3 separate regions of the Homo sapiens genome follow, and regions 2 and 3 are each linked to region 1. A link is a contact called in ENCODE Hi-C or POLR2A ChIA-PET data. All regions are on one chromosome and are shown on one strand. Each heading gives the region's core, a stretch centred on a gene start or an enhancer-like site at or near the end of the contact. The rest is flanking DNA. Distances are from core to core; before and after follow the strand shown.

Evidence for each region. Hi-C counts contacts between places; a loop is a spot of excess contacts on that map. ChIA-PET counts read pairs that join two places held with the same protein, here RNA polymerase II (POLR2A). Pooled maps may share reads with other maps.
Region 2: a loop to region 1 is called in a map of heart right ventricle, with 1.9 times the contacts of the local background. The contact joins two enhancer-like sites. A Hi-C loop is called at or near these places in 17 of 168 maps with a recorded cell type or tissue (Caco-2, IMR-90, Right ventricle myocardium inferior and 8 more), 1 of 37 single-sample maps with no recorded cell type and 12 of 50 pooled maps. POLR2A ChIA-PET finds 5 or more read pairs at or near these places in 7 of 52 experiments (AG04450, Caco-2, HEK293T and 3 more).
Region 3: a map of ovary shows a loop between it and region 1 (10-fold over the local background). The contact joins the promoter of TJP1 here to the enhancer-like site in region 1. A Hi-C loop is called at or near these places in 37 of 168 maps with a recorded cell type or tissue (Caco-2, IMR-90, Right ventricle myocardium inferior and 20 more) and 26 of 50 pooled maps. POLR2A ChIA-PET finds 5 or more read pairs at or near these places in 7 of 52 experiments (AG04450, BJ, HEK293T and 2 more).

Annotation. Positions count from the first base shown.
Region 1 is chr15:29,868,951-29,873,346 of GRCh38, forward strand. It overlaps a transcript of TJP1 not described here. Among named protein-coding and RNA genes, the nearest start is that of TJP1, 49 kb to the left of the region's middle. RefSeq lists enhancers at 3,456-3,957, 3,958-4,396. Within about 2 kb of position 2,655, at least 15 of the 41 ENCODE cell types and tissues checked have a DNase peak (open chromatin) inside an H3K27ac peak, as active enhancers do; they include adrenal gland, ascending aorta, dorsolateral prefrontal cortex and 8 more, where a contact is called at or near this core.
Region 2 is chr15:29,922,783-29,927,178 of GRCh38, forward strand. It overlaps a transcript of TJP1 not described here. Among named protein-coding and RNA genes, the nearest start is that of TJP1, 100 kb to the left of the region's middle. RefSeq lists an enhancer at 972-1,521 and a silencer at 3,104-3,398. Within about 2 kb of position 2,134, at least 11 of the 41 ENCODE cell types and tissues checked have a DNase peak (open chromatin) inside an H3K27ac peak, as active enhancers do; they include heart right ventricle, where a contact is called at or near this core.
Region 3 is chr15:29,819,862-29,824,257 of GRCh38, forward strand. It overlaps TJP1 (tight junction protein 1), which reads right to left and starts at 2,607. Exons shown (of 28, transcript NM_001330239.4): 1 at 2,141-2,607. The coding sequence starts at 2,167.

The DNA of each region.
Region 1 (4,396 bases), core at 1,405-3,904:
ACAACAACAAATTAAAAATATATAAGGGAATTTCATTTTCTATAAAGGTATACAATAAAGGTATATTATATTATTATAAAGGCAGCATTTCAAGAAAAGAGATTGCTTAATAAATGTGTTTCATGCAACTAGGTAACCATCTGAGAAAAATAAAGCCAGATTCCGATCTCACTCCTTATACCAAAATTAATTTCAGATGAATCAAGTTTTCCAAATGTAAAAATGAAGCCATAAGAGAAAGCGAGGGTGAACAGCGAATGTGTGAGTAATCTCAAAGGGGCATGGTCTCTTTCTATGCAGGACACAACAGTCAAACAAACAACAAACAGGAAAAATATTTCAACACAGCTACAAAGGGCTGGCTTCCTTAATTTAGAGAGATACTGTTTATTTCATCCATCACACTGGCAAAACTCTAGGGAGGGCCTGGGAAAACATTTACTGAGATACTATTGAAGGGAGTGTGTGTTAGACGTGACATCTCTGGGAGATTTGGCAGTGTTTATCAAAATTTAGAAAACATGTATCTCAGCAATCCCTGAGCCACAAATAATTTATCCTAAACTCCCACTACCCAAGGTTCTGCACTAAGGTCCAGATTCCAGAAGAAGTAATGCAATCCCAAGTTCATCCTTCCTACTGTGGTCAAGGTTAAACCCCACACCCCACGATGTGACTGCTGAGGCGACTTATCAGTCCCTTGAAGCCAAATCAGACAGGCACCTTACAGACACCGCATCACCCGCTGCCCTGTTCCACCTGCCAAGGGTCTGTGCCTCCTCACTAGACTCCAGCATCTTGAAGGCAGAACGATATCCTTTCCCCTGTCTTTCTTTCTTTCTTTCTTTTTTTTTTTTTTTTTTTTTTTTTTTTTGAGACAGAGTCTCACTCTGTTGCCCAGGCTGGAGTGCAGTGGCGCGATCTCGGCTCACTGCAACCTCCACCTCCCTGGTTCAAGTGATTCTCCTGCCTCAGCCTCCCGAGTAGGTGGGATTATAAGTGCCCACCACCACGTCTGGCTAATTTTTTTGTATTTTTAGTACAGATGGGGTTTCACCATGTTGGCCAGACTCACCATGTTGGCCAGACTGGTCTCGAACTCCTGACCTCAGGCAATCCACCACCCCGCCCCCCACCGCCCAGCCTCCCAAAGTGCTGGGATTACAGGCGTGAGCCACTGTGCCTGTCCCTTTCCTCTTTCTAATATCACATTTATATAGCCCAGAGCAGAGGCTCAAAATAACATTAGATGGATGAACAAATAAATTACTGAATGTGTAAATCAGATAAACTAGCTAGCTAGAAGTACTAGTGGGCAGGTTAAAGACAGGATGGAATCATAGGTAAATGGTTAAGAAAAAAAAGAGAAAGGGATCCAAGAGTTTAGAATAGTTTTCTAATAAATTTAAGGTTAGTCCTGTGTGTAAAAACTATCTTTATATTAAGTATGCAAAATTATCTTATAATACACAGAGGAACCGGAGCAGACAATAATGAATGTCAGGCATTTAGCAAGCTGGGTTAGATTTGATGAAACCGAAAACTCTTAAGCTTGGAAACTAGCTTGTTAAATAACAATGTTCCTGTAAACAGGCAGGCTAGATTTATTGTGCCCCTGGGAAATTCTCTGGAATGAACACAGAAAATGCTTCTGTTGATTAGCCTTTTTAGCTTGCGGGTGAGTGTTGACCTAAAAGGGAAAGGCTTGCCCTCCAGATTTTACATAATGTGCCCTTATCAATTCCTGTCAGGAGAACTGTCCCTGCAGGGATGTTAGGAAGACTAACGATTCTGCCTCAGTAACACAACCTGTGCTCCCAGGAGCCTGCTGCGAAACAGCAGCTTATCTCTTACACCTGCTTATGGACTAGAAAGACCAATTTTAAACAGAGGGCCAATGCAAAGAGAAGAGAAGATAAAGGACATTAATAAAGCTAACAAGTTGATTGATATATTCAAAGAGAGGAAACCGAGGCCGAGCATGTGTGATCACTGGCCCAAGGTCACGAGGGAACTGGCGGCCAGCCCCAGGACACAGAGGGCTTCCCTCCTCCAGCCACCTCCTCAACGCTAGCTGGAGAGCAGGGAGGAGGCATTTCCCAGAGGCAAGCTCTGAATACTCCGCTGTGTTCTCACTGGACAAAGGAAAGGAAAGATACTCCTCTAAAGACGGCACTGAACACTCACTTAGAGACGGTAACAGAAGCCTCTGTCAGCAACTCAAGGCTCATTTAACCAACTTTTGGGATATTACCCACACAGTCCTAAAAACGTATGCAAAGCAGGAAGTGAGATAAAAGAGACCTCAAAAATTCTGAGAGTAACTATAAAATTAGACATATTAATAAACGTGCAAACGTTATAAAATGGGAAAATATATACAGTTGGTTTTTCCGGCTGTGGTAGCTAATCAAAAATGACATCTCCTTCCAGCTCCCCTCACTCCCACCATGCCCTCGTGGGCAAAACCTGCTATGATTTGCCCGTGTAGCCCCCTCTCTGTGAACGTAGGAGAAGCGAAGCCATTGGCTTTCTGAGACTTGCTCATCAGAAGCCTTGCTGCTGCCACCTGCGCCTCTGGGAAAGCTTGCCGTGGGAGAGGCGCAACCGCCTGGAGAGGCCTTCCTATGAGGAAGTGCGTTAGTCACGTAGGAGACGGCCCCAGCTGGCCCGGCCACCCAGCTGAGGCGCCAAGCTGCACGTGAAAAAGCCGTCTTGGGCATACAGCCCCACTGGGCATTCCCGTGAGTCCAGCCCTAACGTCATCGGACTGCAGCCCCAAGAGAGACCCGAGGGAGAACTGCCCACTCACAGAACCAAGAGGGAGAATGATCAACAATCCACAAAGTTTCTTGCAAAGCAACAGATAACTGAACCATTGGCTAGCCAAGCTGTACAAAAGCATTAAAATAGATTTATTGCCATAAGACATGAGAAGTATAAACAAAAAAAAGTTACTAAACAATTACAGAGCGCCTATGCCTCTTCTTTGAATGGAAGGCCTTAGAAATACTTCCATATTTTCTGAGGTATTTTGAAGGAGTACAGGTCTGAACACACAGCACACAGCTGTCAGAAGGAAGGCCAGGCATTTACACAGGGTGGGCTGTGGAAGAAGAAACCTCGTAGGCAGCGGGGGACACAATGGTGACTGCAGGAAGGCCTATGAGGCTGTCAGCTGGAAGACTCCTTGATACCATTTCATTACCAGTCCAAAACACAGTCAGCTCTGCTTGTTTTTTCTCTTACAAACTCTAGTATGCTGTAGGGTTAGAGAGGTACTTATATTGTAAGCATACATGTGCAAATAACTGTGCTAGATTATGTGGCAACCTGATTTTCCCTAGATTTGTCATCTTATATTTCAATCAGACATGATGATGAAGAGCCTTGAACTCAAATTCAAATTTAAAACAAAGATGAAAGCACAGACTAGAACAGAAAATCAAAAACACAATTCAAGGATAGTATAACAAAAACATATTTCAGATACTGAAGAAAGCTGGTCCTTTGCAATAGACCATGTTCCACGGAGGTCTGCCCTCTGACAAGCCGAGGGCCTTAAGGCACATAACCTCTTTGAGACTTGAGATCTTCAGAATTGTTTTGAAACTATTTCTTCATTGGGAAGAAAAAATGGTTCTGTGATCCTCAATGGTGGTGAAGTTCTAGGTAAGAGCTTTAAGCGAAACGATGGAAAAAAGCAAGAACTAGGAGCTGGTACGTTAGAAGCATCTACTGCATTCAAACCCTGCATTAGGCCCCTTCATACAAACCTCCTTTAGTCCTCGTCATGGCCCTGCACCAAGGGCTTGGTGTCCCCTCTTTGGAGAAGCCACCACACAGAAAGGTCCAGTCACCAGCAAGAGGTCGTGCGGCACGTCCACTCTGAGTGAGTCTCACAGGGGATCTCAAATGCCCTCTTTCACTCTGCAAGGTATTACCTGCACTGTGGGCTCAGCATTCCAGAGATACGCATGGGAATAGGGCCAGGTCCCTGCCTCCAAGAGCTGACAGAAGGCTGGAACAAACACACATGTGCACGCACCATTCATTTCCACAGAAAGTCATTTTTGGATTCAAAGCTGCGTTTGAAATGGGTCTTGCAGGATGAATGGGATTTCACAGATGAAAACTGGTAGAAGAAAACTGCATAGGCTCATGGATTCATTCAGCAAGCACACACACAAAGGCCTGCTGTGGGTGAAGGGCAAATTCTGTCCCTGAAGGGCAGAGTGAGTGCTGGGAGCTTCAAGCATTTCTTTTGAGGTCCGTTTAGCAAAAGAATTTCTTATTAAATAGACAACTCACTTTATATTTTGTCACATACACTAAACACTTGTGGGAAATTCTCTCTGCCATTCAGATTTTAAAAAATTGATTCTGGATATTAGCT
Region 2 (4,396 bases), core at 884-3,383, 53 kb after region 1:
CAGTGTAATAATGATAATTAACAGTAACAAGATATTGTTAAAATTTTAATTAAACTTAAAGCAGCAGCAGGAAATACTGAAAAATAAAATACTTGGCTACATAAAAATGTACACTTCTACTTACTTCTAACCTTATAAATTCTAAAAGAAAAAACACAAATGGTAAAACACATATGAAAAAACTGTTTAATCTGAACAGTGCAAAAAATGCTAACAATAACACTAATGAACAATTTTTCACACTGCAAATCACCACAGATTAAGAAGACTGACATTTTTAGTGTGATGAAGACAAGTTCCTTCCAGCTTTTGGGAAGGCAGAGTGGCACTCTGTGTCAAAATGTAAACTGACCATACCCCTTCACCCACCAAATCTATTTCTAGAAATTCACCCACAAAAGACAATCACATAAATGTTCAAAGATCTATCTATTGAAGCAGTTTTCAAAAGAGTGAAGATTAGGAAAGACTTATCCACTAATAATGGATAGGGTAAATAAACAGGTACATTCACAAAAATGACTACTGCTACAGTCACTGAAAATGTAAGGATGCTGGAGAAAGTCACATAATAAAGAAAATCAGTGCCACTATAATTCATGATCACTGCTCCCAAATGGGTCCTCAATTCCCTTTCTCTAACCGCAGACTCACAGGCCCTTCTGCTGATGTGATATAAGCTCTCCTATCAGCAATAAACAGGAATGAAGTATTGATACATGCTACAACATGGATGAACCTTAAAAACAGCATGCAAAGTCAAAGACCAGACACAAAGGACCATATATTATATGATTCTATTTACATGGAATATCCCAAATAGGAAAATCTATAAAGACAGTAGATTAGTGGTTGCAGACTTGGGATGGAGGTAGTAGGGGGTGACAGCTGGTAATGAAAATACTCTAAACATGACTGTGGTGATGGATGCATATTCAACTCTATGCATGTAGTAGTATATTCAACTCTGTGAATATAATACAAGCCACTGAATTGTACACTTTAAATGAGTGCATTGTATGGCATTTAAATTCTCTCAATAAAGCTGTTAAAAACCAAAAGCTCTCCCATATGTGGAATGTTTGCGTGACCCCTGCCACCTGAGTACCCTCATGCTTACAGCTAAACATGCCTATGTGTTATTCTAATGTGTGTGAGTTTCACCACTGGCATGCAACAAATCAGCTCTATATTCATTTGTTACTCCACCTTTCTAAAAAGCTATCTGACATATTGACAGTACATAATGACAGCTAAAATTTCTTATCCTTTAATTCAGAGGTGATCTTTTTGAAACCTTTAATAAGGAAATACAAAAACTAAATCTGTCACCCAAACTGGAGTTCAGTGGCACAATCACTGCTCACTTCAGCCTCAACCTCTCTGGGCTCAAATGATCCTCCCACCTCAGTCTCCCAAGTAGCTGAGACTACAGGCACACGCCACCACACCTAGCTAATTTTTGTAGAGACAGGGTTTTGCCATGTTCCTCAGGCTGGTCTCAAAACTCTGAGATGGGCTCAAGTGATCTGCCCATCTCGGCCTCCCAACATGCTGGGATTACACGGATGAGCCACCATGCTCAGCCAATAATTTTTATAATTGGAAAAAACTGCAAAAAATCTAAATGTTTAACAGTAGAAGAATCAATAAACCATAATATGCCCATACAAGAGATAGCAAAAAGACATTAAAATGTTTTCAAAGAATATGAACTATAGAGTGTTCATGATGTATAAGTGAATAAAGCAGAACATAAAAGTGTATATATAATGTGATCCCTTTTATGTATATTATACATTTCTACAACAACATGGATGTGGGAGCACCTACTGCCTTCTCTGAATACCATCCCTTTCCTTGAGAGCCACTGTCTTGGTGTAATGTGACCACACTGCCTAGTCTCAGGAGCAGGGGCTAATCTGGGGATGGGGTGGGCTAATGACAGGCTCTTTCCCAGAAATCTCAGCCATGAGATTCAACTTGGTTGCTCTCCTAAACGGAGATCTTAACCCTAGGGCCGGTTTGCAAGTCGGCTGCAGTTAGCTGTTATCTAAGGAATGCTGGGAATGCTGGTAGGGGCTAGGCCCACGGGGCAGCTCTGACTCCTCCCCATAGTCCCAGTGCTTAAATTCCAAGGTACTTAGCTTTTGCTGAAATGCTGGGGCAGGAAGTCTCCCAGAATGCAGTGGCTGTGAACAGCAAGGCTAATCCCATGGGAATGGTGGCTGTGTCTACCTGTGCCAGCAGTTCCCTGTAGCATCTTCTTGTTGAACCCACTCCAGTCACAGGAAATAATCAGAGAGCTGATTATGCTATGCAAACAACCAGGGGTTGTGGCAGTCTACAATTTCCAACCACTTGTCTAAAGCGTGATTCAGAGGGGCAGCAACCAGTCCTGGTCACCACAAGCTGTTACACTTTCTGCAGGCTGGGTATGCAAAATTTACCTTTCTTTCAGAATATACTGTATAATTTTACTTGGAATTCTTATTCTACTCTCACAGCATGTTCCAGATGTCACACAGCATGAGGAAGCAAGTGCTCTCCAGCCCAGGATCTGATAGCACCCACATCTTTGAGGACTGAGGACAGAGGGCATCAGGAAGCCCTGACAACTCTGGCACATCTGCCACCAGGTGTGTGGTGAGGTCATGAGGGCAGACACTCAGGCGCTACTCCTCTTCTTCTCCTGGTTACTCAAGAAAGCTACTCAGTACTTCCATACCTGAGTTTCCTCATCTTCAAAAGGGAGGTTACACCCTCTAAGCCGTGGCATTCACCAAGAGGCTGGGACATTATTCTTAGAAATACACAAATACACGCACCCTTTTTTCTAGTATGGGCTGTTCTTAAAGGTATGTGTCACACTGAGTCAGCAGGCTCCTGGGTCCATAGGCAGGTCAGCAGTCTCTGACACATTCTCCTTCAGCTCTTCTGACAGGTAGACCTTCCATTTTTACAGCTTTATGGAAGGATATTTCACAGACCATAAAATTCAACACTGAAAGGGTAAAGTTCAACGCTTTTCATTATTGACACAAGCAGATCTTGACTGTCACAGAGAGAAAGATAAAAAACATATTAGCTCCTTTCTCTAGTGGCCTGCATCCTCTGTTCCCTGCCATCTCTTAATCTTTCCCTCCAATAATGTTTGCCTGGGCATCCCCTCTAACCCACAGCCACTTTCAGACCCCTCAGCAGCACCTCCTGGTGGCCAGCAAGCCTTGGAGGGAGGGAGCCGCCAGCTAGTGCAGCAGTTAGCTCACCATGCCAGGACCCACACTCCCCCCAGTGGAATAAGCTCTATGCTCAGACAACAGACTTAATGAAAACCAAAGAAACAAGGATAAAAATGAGGTGAAAGAAATAGAAGTGTTTTTGTGAACTTTTAAAGTACAGTAAATAAGTCTAGAGTTTATAAGCAAAAGCTGATATTTTTTTAAAAGAGCTTTACTGCATAATCTTTATCCTTATTCCCACAAGCAGTCAAAAATCCCACAACCACATGAACCTATCAAATAGTAAAGAAGCATTTGGGAACAAGAGCTAGGCGCAGAAGCTCACACTTGCAATCTTAGCACTTTGGGAGACCGAGGCAGGTGGATCACCTGAGGTCAGGAGTTCAAGACCAGTCTGGCCGACATGGTGAAACCGTCTCTACAAAAAAATGCAACAAATTAACCGGACATAGTGGAGCATGCCTGTAATCTCAGCTACTCGGGAGGCTGAGGCAGGAGAATTGCTTGAACCCGGGAGGTGGAGGATGCAGTGAGCCAAGACTGCGCCATTGCACTCCAGCCTGGGTAACAAGAGCAAAACTCCATTTCAGAAAAAAAAAAAAAAAAGTATTTGGGGACAAGAAATGAATTAATATGTGTGACGGACAATGACTTAATAATACCTAATCTGGTTCTACTTTCTTCATCTTGATTTCTACTTTTGATTGCTTCTTATTGTAAGGAATATTTTCAAGACATATTTTCTGTTTCTCATTTATTTTTCACTGGTCATATTTTCTAATCCTGTCTTCACTTTGGTGTCTTCTCTGGATTTTAGTAGTGAAAATGACTGACACGTTTTGAAATAAATGTTAAAAAGATAAAAAGAAAAACTCTTGCCTGAAAAATTACCCTAGTATTCAAGCTACTTGTGTAAATTACAGAAATTTAAAAAAACTCTAGATAATATAATTATCAGATAGAAGTTCTACAATGAGTACATTTGAAATTATTAAAGACCCAAAGAAATAAAAATCCCAGGGAACAAAAGGTAAATACAAAGCATAGAAAAACATGATAGTGAGGTGGGTGCATCACCTGAGGTCAAGAGTTCAAGACCAGCTTGGCCAACATGGTGAAACCCCATCTGTACTAAAAATACAAAAATTAGCTAG
Region 3 (4,396 bases), core at 1,357-3,856, 49 kb before region 1:
GTATATATCAGAATTTAAACTGCACATAGCCTTTGCCTCGGTAATTCCATTTTTAAGAATCTGATATACAGTAATATATGTGTACAGATATAAAAAGGCTACTATTCCAAGAACAAAATCCTGGAAACAAATGTCTATCAAGAAAGCAAAGATAATCTAAACAGCAGCATATTCATAGGATGACAAACTATTCAACCATTATAAAGAAAACCGAATCAAAAGCACTGGCTTATTAGACAAGAGTTTCCCAAACTATCATGCTAAAACAGTAACAGCGAGCTTCCAAATTAATGTTGCCTTTTTTTTTTTTTTTTTCCAAACTGAAAGGAGGGTGGGGAAAACAAACGCATCATATGTAAAGCACTGAGTCCAGCCTGGCTCTTAGTAAGCATTTTAATCACCTTCAAAAATTAAATGTGACTTACGGAAACAGGTCACTGAATATTATTTCATTTCACTTATTCATTTATGGCCTGTTTTGCTCTATATAAAATTCTGAAGTGGCTCCATAATACAGCATCTTAAAAAAAAGCTTTCAACTTGCCCTTTACTCGCAAATGTTTACAATGCAAAAAAGTCCCTACAACGTAATATTTAACGAGTGATGCTTTTCAATATGCCATACAAATCTCAATACTATAATTCAGGAGAAGTACTCCTCCTACCTTACTGTGGCAATCCATTGAAAACGTATTTCTCTCCATACTTGAAATAACCTCTTAAAAAGTGTGTTGTCTTGCATATTAAGTACCAGAGATCACACTTCAGGAACAAAGTGACATTCTGTGTAATACGGAAACAAAGCCTTTCCTCCTAGGAAAGAAAGCCCCAGAAAAGACAAATAATGGGAGCTTATTTTAAAACCAAAGCAAAATGTTGCCTTTTATCCTAAATCTCTGGATCAAGTTTTACCTTTAGATTGTTCTTCCTCAATGTAAGGTCAAAAGGTGCAAGTTAAATTTTTCTTAAACGAAGAATACTATATCCCTTAAAACAATCTATTCATTAATAAGTGTAACCGCTAGCTTCTCCCAGCCAGCAAACAAGCTTCTGTGAGAGTTCAAAAGTTTCAGAGGCATAGTATTCCTGCTCCCAGATGTTACGGGTAAGCATTTCAAACAAAAATACACACAGAAAACCACTACCTGCCCAAGTATCTCGATACTATTTGAAGTAATGAATTGATATTCTTTAAAGGGGAGATTTTTTACTCCTCACATTTCTGTATTCCTTTGTTTGAAATAACAAGTACTATTTTATGATGAAAAAATTAATATACAAAATGGGAGGAGCATCCTAGCTGTTTTTCAGGAACTTTGGCTTTTTAATGTAATACACAAGTTAGTTTCAAAGCAATGGGAAAATGCAATAATATTTCAGAGCACATAGGAAAAGTAACAGGAAAAACGTTACTTTTTTCGGCTGAACTCACCGGCCTTTACTAATTTTTAAGTGCTCATCTTATTGTCCATTCGTAGGAATACTTTGTATTACTTGTGAAAGTTTAATTCAAGTTAAATTATTAAATGTTAAAGAGGTTATTTTCAAAGTTACCTTAAATAAGTAATACAGCATGAAAGAAAACCCGACCTACTACGCCTCACAGGCTGAGTGGAGTGTTTTGCAGTCTCAAAGCCTTATCGCTGGCGTGCGCATACCGCAGGGAGTGACATCAGATCGAAACTACAGGGTTTCGCCGGGGACCAACCACTCCTCCAAAGACAGCAGCTCCCGGCCAGCAGGAGGTGGCACCCCAAGCCCCGACCCGCTGAGAGCCGGCTTCCAGCCCCCGAACCCTCACTGGAGCCGAGTTTCTCCGCGAGGGACCTGTTGCGTGTCCCCGCCCTCAGCGAGCCGCAGCCAGGCACAGGCGCCGGCAGCTATGCACCTGCCCAGTACGGCGGCCGGGCGCCCGCAGCCCCCTCCCCGGCCGCCCCCAGTGCGGCCCGCGCCGCCCCCGCCCGAGGGGCTCCCCGCGGCCCGCGGCCCGCGGCCCGCGGCCCCGCGCCAGCCCTGCCCACCCCGCCGCCCCGGGGCCCAGACAGCCGCCAGCGAGGGAGGGCGGGACGCGGGCCAGATGCCGGTGGGCGGGCGGCGACGGTCGGCCCGGTCTGGCCCTGGCGGCCGCGGAGGCGCTCACCTTGGCGGCCGCAGCTCTGGCGGACATCTTGTCTCTCTCCAGCGCCGCGCGAGGCTCCTCGGACCCGAAACTCCGCGGCGCTGGCCCGCCCGCTCCTCACGCCACAGCCCAAATAAACATCTCCCGAGAGCGAGCGGGGCACGGGCGGGGGCGGCCGGAAGGGCCCGGCCCAGGGGGAGGGAATTCAACTCGGACAAAAGTCCGGGAAGCGCCCGCCCCGCCCGGGTCTTCTCCACGGGGCGCGCCCGACCGGCACCTCCCTCCGAGCGCGGCCACCCACTCGGCCTCCCGCAGCTTTCGCAGCCCGGCCACGTCGGCCTCGCCCGGTCGCCCGCCCGTCAGCAGCACCCGTGGCCTCCCGGCGTCTCCTCGGAAGCCGGCTTCGCCACGTAACTTCCCGGGAACCGGCGGCCGCCAAGGAACGCGGCGTCCGCTGGCTCAGCCGGCGCCGGCAACTCAGCGGCCACGCAAACCTGCCGGCCCGGCCCACTGAGCATGCCCGGCCCGGCGGGGGCGGGGCTGGACGAGGCGAGGCGAGGCGAGGCGGGGAGGGGGCGGGGCCGCGGCGGGGGAGGGGGCGGGACGAGCGGCCGGGGTCCCGACCCCAAGCGCGGAAGGAAAAGCCGGGTAACCCAAGTAACTTGGAAGACAGTTTCCGCTGCCGTGCGAGTCTTCCTGTTTGTTTTTATCCAAGGTCTGGCAGAATTCGCCCCCAAGGAGAAAGCGCCTGTGCACCAAAGCTTTCCTTAAGAGACTTGTCCACTTGCTCCTCGACAAGCCACGCACATCATGGGGTGAGCCCCATGCATGAGTGCGGCTGGAAAGGCCGGCAGAGCCGATACCCGACAGTTGTTTCCTTCACTGGGCAAACAGCATGGTCACGGCTGTCACCGCGTGCCTCGGCGTTGTTCCCACGGAAGGCGGAATGCATTTTCTGCAAGGCGCGTCATGGCTTTCATCTCCGAGGAGCTCCGGCAGGGTCAGAAGCGTTGCTCTCGTTCACCGGCGCCGACTGCCAAGGCTGAAACTGGTGATGAGGTCATGGGCACCCGGAGGCAGCAGCCTGAGAAACACCCTAGAGACCTGTGACATCTCGGCCCACACCCCACATTAGACCTCAAGATATATCCAAAGTCTCTTTCCCGCCCATCTAGACAGGAATCTTGAAAAGTTTATTTTTGGCCATCAAGATTGCTGAAATTCTTGTTGACCGAACGGGTCAAGCTGCCCTGCATTCCAATGCTGTCCCTCCAACTCAAAGTTGGGCAGAAAAGGGTGTAAACACGTGCAGTCCATGGTCCAGTTTAATCAGCCACTACACAAACTTCCCACAATGTTGACGGCTTTGCTAAACACCAAGGAACATGGTAAGAAACCAATCCTAGACTCACTAATCTACACTTGTAAATGTAAAGGTCTTCAAAAAATGCCAGAAATCCTTAGTAACATCAATGATAACATCTTTAAAGTATCTGGTATAGTGCCACAACCGGCACAGAAGAAATGGAAGAAATCATAAACATCAGGCTTTAGACAATGGTTTTCTCTTTAGAATTCAACTGTATGAAAAGAACAAATTTAACAAAGAAGTATGTGTAGGTGATACATAAGTATCAATTAAGGCTTCGAAGTGCCACACATCTTGCAACCCAAAGCTGTCTGAACCAGAAAAGAGCCTTCTGCAAACCAAACCCTTATTCCTTTTTGTTCTTCATAAAAATGGTTGAAGTCATTTTTGTTTTAAAGTCATGTTGTAATTGTTTTGCTTTTGGACAAAGTATTATTTATTCTTTTAAGAATTGTGGGCCAGGCGTGGTGGCTCACGCCTGTAATCCCAGCACTTTGGGAGGCCGAGGCGAGCGGATCACGAGGTCAGGAGTTTGAGACCAGCCTGGCCAATATGGTGAAACTCCGTCTTTATTAAAAATACAAAAATTAGCCTGGTGTGGCGCGTGCCTGTAGTCCCAGCTACTCGGGAGGCTGAGGCAGAAGAATCACTTGAACCCAGGAGGCGGAGGTTGCAGTGAGTCCAGATCGTGCCACTGTACTCCAGCCTGGGCAACCAGCAAGACTCTGTCTCAAAAAAAAAAAAAAAAAAAAAAAAAAAAAAAAAAAATGGTGGCCAGGCGTAGTTGCTCACGTTTATAATCCCAGCACTTGGGGCCGTGCGCAGTGGCTCAAGCCTGTAATCCCAGCACTTGAGAGGCCAAGGCAGGCAGATCACTTGAGGTCAGGAGTTCGAAACCAGCCTGGCCG